Regions from separate parts of the Mus musculus genome. Here region 2 is linked to region 1. A link is a loop called in an ENCODE intact Hi-C map of the cell type or tissue named here. Cell type or tissue: heart. All regions are shown on one strand. Links, peaks and the distances in the headings refer to the core of each region. The heading gives the core; the rest is flanking DNA. Region 1 has its middle 16 kb from the start of D430001F17Rik. Region 2 has its middle 23 kb from the start of Gm36905.

Region 1 (4,392 bases), core at 233-4,232:
TGGAAAATGGTTCAACTTGTGGCCACAGAGTCTAGAAATCTGTGGAATACTAGGCAAATCCATTCTGAATAATATCTTGTTTAAGCAAGAAAGGACAGTTATCAATCAGAGGATGGGTTCTGTTAGACAAAGACGGCCGTTCTCATGGGGATACATGAAAACTCATTAGAACACATTAGACACATTAGAAGCTCTTACAGGTGTGCATAGTTAGTATTCTGGGCATGGGGTGGGGGAGGGGTCGGGCTGCTGCTGAATAAACCAGAAGTTGCTGCATCCTGCAAAAGAGGACCAGACCTTAGTCATGAGATTTGTACCACATTGGATGGACACACATAAGAAGATAACATCTATATGCAAATATTTGATCTTCATGTTGTTTTCTGGTTCTATTTGAAAATGACAGGAGAGAGTATCCAGAAACTTTAGAACCTATAAAACTGCCAAAATTGAATATTGCATATGCATGTGTGTATGTACGTGTGTGTATATGCATACATGTAAGGATATTAGACAAAATAGGGGAGGTGGTTCAGTGGGCAAAGCACTTCCCATGCAAACAGGACGACCTGTGTTCGTATCCCCAGCACTCACATAAAAGCTGGGTGTAATGGTATTGTCTGACCCAGCTAGGAAACAAAAGAGATGCTGACGGAGTAGTTGTTTCTCTCCTTAGGAAGGAGACGGGGCTTTTACACAGCTGCACGTGGTGCACACGATGCTGCCTTGTGATGCGCACAATGACGCTGATTTTCCATGTAGAGCGTAGCCATTCATGGCCATCTACAATGCTGCCCTTCCACCGTGTGCCTGATGAGACTGACCATTTCCTGTCATCTGTCAGCACTAGACAGTTTGTATGGGACTTCAGGGTGAAGGGCGATCACACCACCATTTCCTTTAGGGCAAAGTTATGATGTCATTCTCATCAATTCTTCTTCTTATACCTATAGACATGACCACCTACTGCAGCGCAGTCTGGGAAATGTAGTCCTCAGCCACCCAGACGGATGTTGTCCACATTGACTAAGATTTTGGATTTCTTCATATTTTGGAATATTTGCATATACTTAAAGGAAATTTGGGAGATGGGGGGGGCTGGGTCTAGATACAAAATAATGTGTTTCATATTTACCTGAAGGAAATTTTATACAGTGTTTTCAATAATAATTTGAAGCAGTAAAATAGAAATTCTGAGTTTTTGAGGGATTAGGGATGCACAGCTTATACGACTGCAGGACAGAAGAGCAGAAATTTGAGGGTAAAGTCTGGAGCCAGTCAGAACCCCACAGGAAAGCAAAAGTGATCATTACCCCTCAGAGGGGCTATTTGCCAGGCCCCCTGAGCAGCAGGCCCATTGTCCAAAGGCAAAGTCCCTGAGAGGCAGAAGGTAATTTAGGAAATGAGTCAGGCTCCCTGCCTGACTCATACTTTGAGCATCCTGGAGAGAAAAGCAGCCATACACCCATTTGGGGCTTGGGGTTTAGCATGTAATAATAATAATGACTTTGGCACTAAGAATTTCCTGAGGGTTAATGAATGACTGGCTTGGATTAAAAGCCTGAATCGCTGCTGAAGCTATCAACTCTTCCAGCTCCGTGTTAATCTACAGGAAACGTTCGGTACACCAGTGGTTACAACTTCAACCTTGCACAGTAAAAATGAATGCATGCTTCATTGAGACGTAGGGGAGCGAGCTTGGTCACTATTGTGTGTGGTCAGCATGCAATTCTTCTCCAGGCTCATTTCCTGCCTTTCCTTCCTTGTTATTTCTGGTGTAGTGGTGGCTGCGGGCTCTCCAGATTAGCTCCAACCCCGCCCCCATCCCTGCCATTCACAGTGCGATTTGTAGCCCGACTTCCACACTCAGGTTTGCCTCTCCAGCTGGAGTGGGAACTCCAAAGGCAGAGACAGCCAGAGCACTCTCAGATCCACGGAGCCCAGAGACAACACACTACTGAGACCTTCATAGCAGAACAAAGGCCAGAGGGATGGCTCCGTGGCTGAGGGTGTGTACTGCTCTTGCAGAGGACCTGAGTTCAGTTCCTAACAGAAGAGTGAAGGCATCTTGAATGACCCGTCACTTTTCCAGCGGATGATTTGCAGCACACCGGAGGGCCTTGTGTGTAGCTGTATTTAATGTGTTACATCTCAGCTCCTTGAGTTTCCCAATGGCAGAGGCAAGGGTGAAGAGGTAGCTGGAAATGAGGGTGATGGGTGCTGTCTTAGTGCTGGTTGGGAAGAGAGACCAGGGATGTGTAGGACAAATGGTCCCATCTGGGACTTGTGGGGACTTCTTCCCTAGCCATGGAGCCACTGACAGAACAAGTATGTTCCCTTCACTGAGTCCCCACTGTCCTGTTCGGGCCACCAGAGTTTGCAGCTGCTGGCACCTTTCTGTGCCAAGTGACTTAGACTTCTGCCTTTCTGTCCTGTGTGTAAGCATCTGAGGGGACCTACCAGGCACAGAGGCAAGATGTGGGTCCTGAGCCAAGCTATCACCAGTACACTTCATTACTGGCGAGCTGAGCAATGAGGTGGTGCTGGCCAGGCCTGGCGCTGGGGGATGGCCACCCCTACCCCTGTGAGAGCAGCAGGCGGAGAGGCCAGACAAGGACATTGTTGGTGACCATGCAAATGCTGGTGGCTTTTAAGCTCAGGGTGGAGAGCCTTGAAGTAGGAAACCAGCAGACCTAGGGAGCTAGGAGTGGGATCGAGGGCTCAGATAATGTCCCTTTCCTACTGTTGTTTTCATGAGCGCTGATAAGAGGACTTCAGAATTCGGGGGGCGGAGCCCCGGAAGGATGGGGGGGAGTACAGGGAGAACACTCCAACTCTCATTTCCTGGGGTCTGTTAAATGAAACACTGCTGTGTTCTGGCCTTCTTATTCTTCTCTTTCAAATAATGACATAAGACATATTGTGAGCTCTCAGTAGTGTGAAGTCATCATACCTAAGCAGTTGCCCACCAGACATGGATTTGCATGTAGACATATAGGTTAAGTCATGTTTCTCTAGCCAAGGCAGCAGGGCAGAGTGGAAATTTCATATCTAAGAAAGCACTGGTGGGCTGGAGAGATGCCTCAGGTGGGAAGGCGCCTTCTGTGTAAACCTGAGGACCTGATTTTGGGTCCCCAGCGCCCCTGGCTAAGCTGCACATGGCAGCGTGGGGAAGTGCAGGTAACCCCAGCACGGGGTGCGGGGGGGGGGTGTAAGTGGGAGAGGAGGACTCAAAACCTCAAAACTTAAGATGAGGAACAATCAGGAAAAGAAAGACGCCAGATGTTGCTATCTGGCCTACACACAGCAAGCGGCACACATGCTCCTGTGTGTACATCCCCGTGCATATGTAAATACAACACACACACACACACACACACACACACACACACACACACCAACATACGGAAGGAGTGTTATGGTAAATTTCCCCTCCAGATATGTTGAGGGGCAGACACTGTGTAACACTTATTCGCACCTGGAATGTCTATCAAAGGCCCAGGTGTTAAAGGCTTGTTTCTTTGTTAAAATTGAAAATCATGAAGCCCTGGGAGGTCTTACTGCACTGGGAGAATTGCTTCTAGGAGGACCTGTCTCTTCCTCTCTCTTCCTTCTCATGAGGTCAGCCCTCCCCATGCATGCTCTTTGCATAGTGTGCCACTTCGCCAGCCACACATGCCAAACCATGGAGCCAGACAACACGGGCATAAACCTTGCCCTCTTTTCAAGCTGATTGTCTTAAGGGTTTTATTACCGTGACAGAGAGCTGGCAGAAGTCTTTTCAGTGAGGGCTGTAAGAACATAGGAGAGGCTGGCTGGATATGATGGCACACGCTTAAAATGTCAACACTCGGGAGACTGAGGCAGGAGAATATGAGTATGGAGCCACTTTGAGCTAGATAGTGGGAAACATCTTTTAAACTATTTTTGACGATTCATTTTACTATTTCATGTGCAGCGCATGTGTGCCTGGTGTCCCCGGCGATCAGAAGAGGGTATCAGATTCTCTGGGACTGAAGTTGCAGATGGCTGTGAGCCACCATGTGGGTGCTGATCCTTCGTAAGAACTCTGACTGCTCTTAACTGCAAAGCCACCCCTTCAGTCCCATGACCGTGCCTCTAAAGATAAAAAGGGAATTTTTTTTCCAGCCCTGAAAATAAAGGAGAAAATTCAACATGCACCAGGAGAGCAAAGCCCAAAGGGTGGGCTCTTACACCAAAGGGACCAGCTTGTCTGAGAGCCCGCATTAGCCTGTTCTTGCTTTCAGAAGTGCTTCCAGTGAAGTTGGCCTTCAGGGCCTGAACTCTAGTTGTAGCCAACTAGTCTATTGACACTCTGATATTAGCAGGGCTCACAACGGACAGTAATTTTGTTTTCTTTCCATTTCTGTG
Region 2 (4,392 bases), core at 117-4,116, 50 kb after region 1:
CCTCCTCTTCCTATTTGAGTCAAGCACTAACTCCAAGGCATGTTCTGGCCACACCCTTGCTCCCCACTAGTGAGGAAAGACAGAGTTCTCTGCACTTGGGTCCACGATCACCGGGAAGGATGGTTCAGCACAGACCTCTGGGTTAGCCTCCAGGAAGCAAGTTAGTTCCTGGAATTCTTTGCTTACATTTGTTTGACTAATTTTTTTTTCTTGTGACACTGAGGCCAAGGGGATACTTTTCTAGGGGTGTCTTAGGGTTTCTAACAAACATCATGACCAAAAAGCAAGCTGGGGAGGAAAGGGTTTATTGGGCTTACACTTCCATACTACTGTTCATCACCAAAGGAAGTCAGGACTGGAACTCAAGCAGGTCAGGAAGCAGGAGCTGATGCAGAGGCCATGGAGGGATGTTCTTTACTGGCTTGCTTCCCCTGGCTTGCTCATCCTGCTCTCTTATAGAACTCAAGACTACCAGCACAGAGATGGTCCCACCCACAAGGGGCCTTTCCCCCTTGATCACTAATTGAGAAAATGCCTTACAGCTGGATCTCATGGAGGCATTTCCTCAACTGAAGCGCCTTTCTCTGTGATAACTCCAGCTGTGTCAAGTTGACACAAAACTAGCCAGTACAGAGGGATATACATATAACTAAAACCCTTTGCTTTTATTATATTAGATGCTATGGTGGCACATACCTTTAATCCCAGTACTTGGGAGACAAAAGTAGGCAGCTGGCTGTGAGTTTGTGACCAGCTTGTTTTATAGAGTGACTTCCAGGGTAGCCAGGGCTATGTAAAGAGACCCTGCCTCAACTGTCCCCCAGAGACATTTCTAAAAAGGTGTAGTAGTGTACCATTTTTCCCCTTCTGAAGTTTGTTTCTAAGGGTGTCTTGTTGTCTTTCATCTTAAGAAAATTGTCTAGCTTTTATTTCTAAGTAAAAATTTTCCATAGTTCTCAAACAGAAAGGAAAAACTACTGCAGAGAATTTTCTTTTCTCTCTTCTGCATTGCAAGGAACTGTGGTGGTTAAAGAACCCACCTCCTAAAGGCGCCCAAGCATTTGTGTTCTTTGAATCGGAAGAATGGAGGGAAATGGAAGTTTCTAGGGGCCCTGTAAAATGGGAGCAGGATGCAGGATGCAGGTATCATGAGGAGCAGGGTGAGCTGCAGGAGTTTCTAACTCCCTGAGAAAGCTTCTTCCCCCTAGAAAGACAAAAATGTTTATCCCTTGTCTCTTCTATTCAGTCTGAGGGACGCAAAGCCCTGTCTCCTTGCAAAGCATCCAGGCTGACTTTTGCTGTCTTTGCATCCATTCCACAAACTGCTCTTCATCCAAATAGTTAACTCTGCTGCCTGAGGACCCGGGGTGGAGGTCGGAAGGAAGCCACCAACACAAAAGCCACAGAGCAGCAGTTCCGCTTGCTTGCTTGCTTGCTCGGAGGTGCTTATGGAGACAGAAACTCGAGAAAACAAAGGGACCGAGTATGTGAACTCGCAAATCCTCCTCACATGCCGATGGTTGGTGGGTGGCAGGAGCAGCGTTTAGTTCCCTGCAGTGGGCGGTTTTTTTTTTTTTGTTTTTTTTTTTTTTGTTTTTTTTTTTTTATGGCGCCCAGTGACAAAGAGCCAAAGAGGATAAGAGCCCTGAGAGCCCAAAGTGGAAAACTACCAAGTTCCGCCGCCAGCCCAGCATCGTCACCTCACCGAGTGAGCACAGCGGGGGCTCAAGCCATCAAAGCTCGAAGCAAGGGAGACTCTGGTGGGGTCATCGGTACACCCCGTGGCCCAGCCCCGCACCACACAAGGCAGCGTTTGTTCCTCAGTTTTCTCATACTTGGCTCCTTTTGTTTCAACTGACTGACAAATTATCAAGTGTGGGTCGACCAGTGGATGGAGATTTCAATTATTGCTAACTAGTTCCTGCCATCTTCTTTTAGGAACCCCACAGGGTAAAATTAACATATTGAGGAGGCAACTACAGCTCAGAGAAGAAAGTCATTCAATTGATCTCAGCTCTGTGGTCCTCTGAGTGGATCAGCTAAATGCCTACTTGGAGGAGAGCATTAAATGTCCTGAAAAATAGCTTTAGAACATGAGCAAACTGAAGCGGCTACATCAGAGGTTCTAAAATATCTCACGTGTGTGTGTGTGTGTGTGTGTGTGTGTGTGTGTGTGTGTGTGCGTGTGTGTTTGAGTCAGCGTTAGCAATTGGTAACCACTTTCTGCGGTGATGAATCCATGGGACCCAGGGTAGAGCAGTGAAAACTGAACACACACACTTCAGCCAGAATAGCAGTAGCTTACACATTGGTGAAGGAAGGCAGGAGAGCTCTCTGGAAAGCTTACTGCTTGTGGAGATGTGAGGACCGGGGTTGAAAGTCTGTCAGTGACAAACCTGATTGAAGGCCTCAGGGATCTTGCCTTTCTCAAACAGGACAGTGGTGGAGAACGTGAAGTCCATCACTATAGGTACCATTCAGTTTTATATGACAAATGACCTAAGTTGCCAATTGATGTGTTTGCTCAACAAACATATAGTAAGCACTACTAAGGAGCAGGGCATATTTAATGGCAGACCAAGTGTCGTCGTCGTCGTCGTCGTCCCCCCCGCTTCCCCGCGGCCCCCCTCAAGTTGTGAGTGGGCAGCTTTGGCGTGGGTGGTAACACGTGGGTGGAACGTGGAGAGATGGAGGGAGGTAAGCTGCATGCATCGTGAAGGCTATGTTGGCAAATCTGATTTTGTTTTTGTTTTTGGTTTTTGGTTTTTCGAGACAGGGTTTCTCTGTGTAGCCCTGGCTGTCCTGGAACTCACTTTGTAGACCAGGCTGGCCTCGAACACAGAAATCTGCCTGCCTCTGCCTCCCGAGTGCTTGGATCAAAGGCGTGCGCCACCACGCCCGGCGCTGCAAATTTTTATCCTGAGGGTCAAAAGGACGTTCAAATAACCAGCTATGGAAGGGAAGGTGAGACCTGGTTTCTTCACAAACGGGGAAGTTCTGTTCATGTCCAGGTGAGTGGACGGTCCTCCATAGTGATTGGCAGCGGAGAACGACGGAGAGAGAAGGCTCTGTGAGGAGAGGAAGAGCAGAGTCAGAGTCAAGGAGCAGCATGGGTGATGGTGCGATTCATGAAGGTGAGCCTGCGGAGGAGGCAGGACAGGTTAAGAATGGAGAGGGTTTAGGTGGCCCATCCGTCCTGTATTAATTCATTTCCTCATTCCTGTAGCATAATATCTGACCACAGCAACTGGAGGAAGGGAGGGTTGCTCTAGCTCAAGGCTGGAGGGAAGTCCCTCTGGGGGAAGCCCTCATGGAGGGGACATGGTGGCAGCTGTGAGGCTGCTCATCAAATTTCACCCATAGTCAGAAGACACGGTGACAGAGACTTCCACTCAGTTACCTTTTTCCTTTTGTTCAAGCTACGACCCCAGCACTTAGAACAGCACAGATTAAGGACCGTCTTCCCACCTCGGTTAATCTAGACTAAGTAGTCTAGATAATCTCTTACGGAGGTGCCCAGAGATTTGTCGGTAACAGTGATATGAAATCCTATCAACTTAACAATCAAAATAAACCGTCGCATAGCTAAATGTTTTGTGAGCACGTATACAGGTGGGTCAGCCTATACCCATCTGTTATATCAAAGCCACAGGGACGTGTGGCTTTCCAGAAAACTCTACTGCCTTCTTGCACCAATGTTTTGTATTCCTACAATGAAATGCCAGAGGCAGCCGACTCAGTAGAGAGGAGAGATTTACTCTCGCTCACACTCCTGGCACTTCGAAGGCATGGTGTGGATTCAGTTCTGGTGAAGATCTCATGGCACGGGGCAGCTGGTGGAGCCTAGATCACAGAGGGCACCAAGAAGCCGAGTGAGTGAGCCAGACGGCCCTGACCTTACTTCCCTTTGAGAATACCCCACAATAACCCAGAGCTGGGCCACTAGCTCCTCCCACCACCTTAAAAAACCCCGCCTACTGCCTTCCCCTTGGGCCCCTGGAAACCAAGCCTCCAATCATGGACCCTTGGGAGATACGCAACCACAACTGGGTGGTTTGGAATTGTCCAGATAACTGAGAAAAGGGTATGCCCAGGGAAAACTCCATCAAAAAACTTTTCCTAGAAGGATAAGCAAGGGGGGCGGGGAGGAAGACTAAGGAAGAAAATAGGCAAGTTTTAGAGCTATCAAGGAAGAGCAGGGTAGCTCAAGAAGAGAGGGGCATGCCAGGGCAAGTTCAGTGTGAGTCAGGTGGTTTCCCCAAAGGAATGTTCTAAGTGTTGCCCTTGGCTGTCTGTGAGTGTGGCCTTAGCTGGGAAAGGGGCATTACAGATATAACCACGTGTACAGGAGGCCATGATAAGCCCATCTGATGACTCGTGTTCTCATAAGAA

What was found. Hi-C counts contacts between places; a loop is a spot of excess contacts. Peaks named below come from ENCODE experiments on the same cell type or tissue, not always from the same donor. Only the 100,000 strongest peaks of a DNase experiment are listed, where the experiment ranks them.
Region 2: a loop joins it to region 1, with 2.0 times the contacts of the local background. A loop is called at or near these places in 4 of 42 quality-filtered maps.

What each region holds. Positions count from the first base shown.
Region 1 is chr16:91,968,153-91,972,544 of GRCm38, forward strand. No RefSeq gene overlaps it. Among named protein-coding and RNA genes, the nearest start is that of D430001F17Rik, 16 kb to the left of the region's middle. In heart, for the core only: no CTCF peak of the experiment used is centred there; DNase peaks (open chromatin) are centred at 1,569 and 2,519; H3K27ac peaks cover 1,479 bases.
Region 2 is chr16:92,017,929-92,022,320 of GRCm38, forward strand. No RefSeq gene overlaps it. Among named protein-coding and RNA genes, the nearest start is that of Gm36905, 23 kb to the left of the region's middle. In heart, for the core only: a CTCF peak has its summit at 1,701; no DNase peak of the experiment used is centred there; H3K4me3 peaks cover 1,188 bases; H3K27ac peaks cover 2,061 bases.